Regions from separate parts of the Homo sapiens genome. Here region 2 is linked to region 1. Evidence: chromatin loops called from intact Hi-C (ENCODE). Cell type or tissue: PC-3. All regions are shown on one strand.

Region 1 (2,500 bases):
CTTTGAATAGACTTTCTTTTTTTCCCTTTTTCTTTTCTGAGAAGGAGTCTCACTCTGTCACCCAGGCTGGAATGCAGTGGCATGATCTCAGCTCACTGCAACCTCTGACTCCCAAGTTCAAGCAATTATTTTGCTTCAGCCTCCCAGGTATCTGGGATTACAGCTGCGTACCACCACATCCGGTGAATTTTTGTATTTTTAATAGAGACAAGGTTTCACCATGTTGGTCAGGCTGGTCTGGAACTCCTGACCTTCAGTGATCCACCTGTCTCAGCCTCCCAAAGTGCTGGGATTACAGGCATGAGCCACTGCACCCTGCCTCTTTGAATAAACTTTCCATTCCTTGCTTTTGCTCAGCTTCCTCTTGAACACCAGTAATTCTTAGATTTACTATTTCAATGTGATTGTCTATATCTTATAGGCATGCTTTATTACTTTTCATTCTTTTATCTCGTCTGTGTATTTTCCATTAGCCTGTCTTTAAGCTCACTGATTTCTTTCTCTGCTTGATGCATCTGCCATTGAGAGCCTCTCATGAATTTTTGTTCAGCAGATGTACTTCTTAGTTTTAGGATTTCCGTTTGATGTTTTTAAAAAATCATTTCAATCTTTTTCCTTAAATTTATCTGATAAATTTCTTAATTGCTTTTCTGTATTATTTTGTATATCACTGAATTTCCTTAAAAATACTACTTTGGGGCTGGGTGCAGTGGCTCACGCCTGTAATCCCAGCACTTTGGGAGACTGAGGCGGGCAGATCACGAGGTCAGGAGTTCGAGACCAGCCTTGCTAACATGGTGAAACTCCGTCTCTACTAAAAAAATACAAAAGTTAGCAGGGTATGGTGGCGGGCACCTGTAATCCCAGCTACTCGGGAGGCTGAGGGAGGAGAATCACTTGAACCTGGGAGGCAGAGGTTGCAGTGAGCCGAGATCGTGCCATTGCACTCCAGTCTGGGTGACAAGAGCAAGACTCTGTCTCAAAAAAAAAAATACTATTTTGGATTCTTGATCAGAGAGCCCACCTATCACTGTTTAGTTAGTGTTGGCCAGTGGCTTCTTGCTTTGTCCACTCGGGAAGATTATGGTTTTTTTGTTTGCTGTTTTTTCTTATGAATGTACATCTACGTCTCTGCATTAAAGGATTAGTTATTCATTCGAATCTTCTCTGTCTGGCTTGTTTAATTTTCTATCGGGTGTGTTAGAGATTGTTTGCAATTTACCTTGAATATCCTTTTTGCTATGTCACTACCTCCTTTATGGCACTAGATGGCACCTTAATCCCAGGTTTGCCTCAGCTCTAGCAACCATTCAGAGCACTTCTTGTGCCAGATGAGGGAAGTCCTAAAGGGAATACCAGGGAAGCTTGGCAAGGCTAGCTAGGGATTTATGGTCTGAGAACCTATGAAACATAGCTCCTACAGCATGGTGTTACTGAACAGCCACTGTGATTTGGCATCTCCTTTGGCTAAATAACTAAATTTCCCAGGCTGGGGATACTAGTTGCAACCTAATCTCTTTGTTTCTGGGTGTCCTCAGGAGTTTTTCTCCCTTAAGGCACTGGCTATACTTCTTGTGGGTGTCTTCTGCCTGGAATCCCAAGATGATGGGAAAGCTGGTTGTCTTCCTTAATCTTCTTCTTCATCTTTTTTTTTTTTTTTTTTTTGGTCTAGTAAGATTTAATAGTGAAAAATTATCTGCACACTTGGTGTCTGGCAGATTTGTGCTAGGATGTCAGGAATATAAAAGTCTTACTCTTTTATGTCTGCATGGATTTTTTCACTTCTCCATTATTTCAGTAACTATCTTATTCACATATTTGAGTTCTGTGATATTGCTGATGATAATCTTGGTGCTGTGCATTTGTTTAAGATTTCCTGTGGGTCAGGAAGTGGAAACCAGCTTGCTTCTACTCAGCCTTTTTGGTGATGTCACTGCCCTTATGAATTTTGAAAGCTTTACTGTGAAGGGTGTTAAATGAGTAACATGTAGTAAGGTATTTGTAGACACATACTTAAAAGATATTTCTAAGATGTTGCTGGAAAAATGAATTTGTAAATGTATTAATTTAGTGATTTCAAGTGTTTACCAATTGCAAATATATAATAAAATGTTTAAATATGTTTATTTAAAGAATACCTTTAAATAAACCTCTTAAAATCTTTGTTGTGAAGACTGTTCTTTTAGTAAGTGGATATGTGTGTGAGGTTGTAGACACTTACATTAAAGATAATTCTAATAATGTTATTTATTAGATGAGTTGGTTACTATGTTAACTCATTGAATGCAAGTGCTTACCACATTATAAAGTATGCAATAATGTGTTTAAACATGTTTTAAAAGATGCTTTTGTTATTCATTTTAAGAGCTTTGTAATGAAGAGTGTTATTTCAGTGAGTGGATGTAATACTATGTAGGGAATAGTTAGTAGACACATGGCTAAAAGATGATCTAAGTGTGTCATTGATAAAATGAGTTGGTGACTATGTTAATTCAGTGAA
Region 2 (2,500 bases), 250 kb after region 1:
AAAATTCCATTCTTTGGCCAGGCGCGATGGCTGAAGCCTGTAAACCCAGCACTTTGGGAGGCCGAGGCAGGGGGATCACGAGGTCAGGAGATCAAGACCATCCTGGCTAACACGGTGAAACCCCATCTCTACTAAAAATAAAAATAAAAAAAAAATTAGCTGGGCGTGGTGGTGGCCGCCTGTAGTCCCAGCTACTTGGGAGGCTGAGGCAGGAGAATGGCATGAACCCGGGAGGCGGAGCTTGCAGTAAGCGGAGATCTCACCACTGCACTCCAGCCTGGGCCACAGAGCAAGACTCCGTCTCAAAAAATAAATAAATAAATAAATAAAATAAAATTCCATTCTTCGCATCAGTAGCATATACTATATAATGATATAATGATATCATTATTGTATTTTTTTTTGAGATGGAGTCTTACTCTGCTGCCCAGGCTGGAGTGCAATGATGTGATCTCTGCTCACTGCAACCTCCCCGTCCCGAATTTAAGCGATTCTCCTGCCTCAGCCTCCGGAATAGCTGGGATTACAGGCGCCCGTCACCACGCCCAGCTAATATTTGTACGTTTATTAGAGACGGGGGTTTCACCATATTGGCCAGGCTGGTCTCGAACTCCTGACCTCAGGTGATCCACCAGCCTCAAGCTCCCAAAGTGCTGGGATTACACGCGTGAGCCACCGCGCCCGGCCAATAACATCATCATCATTATATTTTGAGTTTCATCAATATGAAATTGATGGGAAGGAGGGGTGATTCCAGGACTGAAAGGAAGGCTTGTGTCGTCACCATGGAGATGGACAGTCCAACGCTTCTAATTGGCAGGGACGAAGGGACGGGTCCTCGGCCCGTCCCCCTCGTTCCTCTAGGACCGGAAAATTCTGGGAAGGCTCGAGGCCGCGGTCCCCGGGGTCCGCATAGTCCCGATGAAAAACAGACCCGGGAAAGCTGGTGGGAGTCAGGAGCCCCGGCGATGAGGATTGCGATGAAGGAAGCAGGCTCGGAGCGCCGCCAGCGCATGCGTATTGGGGATCTGAGGCCAGCGTCTTGCGCCGCCATTGCGGGGAGGCTGTCCTCAGAGCAGGTCTGGCGCGCCGGTGGCTGGACCGGCCCCAGGAGCCCAGTCACCGGGCGTCATTGGCTCAGGCTGCGGGGCCCTCGGCACCTTCTCCCTCCCGGGTCCACCGCGGCGGCGGCGGCGGCGGCGGCGGCGGCGGCGGCGGCGTCAGGGGGCGGAGCCTGCCGAAGCGCCCTTTGTCTGCGGAGGTGAGTGCGCGCCGGGAGGAGGCGGAGGCGGGAGGCGGAGGCGGGGGGCGGAGGCGGGGGGCGGAGGCGGGGGGCGGAGGCGGGGGGCGGAGGCGGGGGGCGGAGGCGGGGGGCGGAGGCGGGGGGCGGCGGGCGGCGGGCGGCGGGCGGCGGGCGGCGGGCGGCGGCGGCGGCGGGCGGCGGGCGGCGGCGGCGGCGGCGGCGGCGGGCGGCGGCGGCGGCGGGAGGCGGCAGGTGGCGGGAGGGGCGGCCGCTGTCCCCGCTGTCCCCATTCCTGTCACCCGCCCCGTGTCCCTTTCAGATTTTTGGTCTTTTATAGGAAGGTCTTACCCGTTCCAATATTATAAACACATTGTCTTCTACTATCTGGGAATGACTCTGAGGCTGAAGAAAAACTTGCAGTTTATTTTTGGGCAAGCGTCCATAGGTGTCATTTTGGGGGAAAGTTTTTCCTCATCTCAGGATTATGCAAACGTTCGGCTTTATTTTCTTATAATACGTTTAAAGAATTTTTAAAATATTTTCTTTTTCTCCTTTTTATCTGTATTTCATTGAGTATGATATTTGTGGTAAGGGGTTAGGTAGAGATTACCTTTTTCTCTCATTGCCTTGCTGTTATCCGTTGAGTCACTTTTCCACGGAATTGCAGTGACACTTTTATTACATTTTGCAGGCGTGTGTATGCTCAGATGTGTTTCTGTTTATTTATGTTTTTGTTTTGAGACAGGATCTCACTTTATCACCCAGGCTGCAGTGCAGTGGCACCATCATGGCACACTGCAGCCTCAAACGCCTGGGCTCAAGAGCTCCTCCTTCCTCAGCCTCCTCAGTAGCTGGGACCACAGGTGTGCACCACCACGTGCGGCTTTTTGTTGTTGTTGTTGTTGTTAGCGACCAGGTCTCACCATGTTTCCCAGGCTGGTCTCTGAGCGCAAGTGATCCTCCCGCCTTGGCCTCTCAAAGTGCTGGGATTACAGGCATGAGCCACGGCGTTCGGCCAGCTGTTTCTAGATTCTGTCACTGCCCTGACAGTTTCTGCACTGAATACATATACGTACATACATACATAGATTTTTTTCATTTAAAATGTTTAGGCCGGTTGCGGTCCTGTAATCGCAGCACTTTGGGAGGCAGAGGCAGGAGGATCACTTGAGCTCATGAGTTCGAGACCAGCCTGGGAAACATGGCAAGACCCTGTTGCTACAAAAAAAACTAGAAAAATTAACCGGACTTGGTGGT

The links. Peaks named below come from ENCODE experiments on the same cell type or tissue, not always from the same donor. Only the 100,000 strongest peaks of a DNase experiment are listed, where the experiment ranks them.
Region 2: it touches region 1 in a loop (5-fold over the local background); 5 of 110 quality-filtered maps call a loop at or near these places.

What each region holds. Positions count from the first base shown.
Region 1 is chr7:55,640,109-55,642,608 of GRCh38, forward strand. No RefSeq gene overlaps it. Among named protein-coding and RNA genes, the nearest start is that of VOPP1-DT, 69 kb to the left of the region's middle. In PC-3, a CTCF peak has its summit at 1,276 (motif pointing right); a DNase peak (open chromatin) is centred at 1,303; H3K27ac peaks cover 632 bases.
Region 2 is chr7:55,886,420-55,888,919 of GRCh38, forward strand. It overlaps ZNF713 (zinc finger protein 713), which reads left to right and starts at 1,037. Exons shown (of 7, transcript NM_182633.3): 1 at 1,037-1,261. RefSeq lists an enhancer at 728-1,067 and a silencer at 1,188-1,237. In PC-3, no CTCF peak of the experiment used is centred here; no DNase peak of the experiment used is centred here; H3K4me3 peaks cover 1,699 bases; H3K27ac peaks cover 597 bases.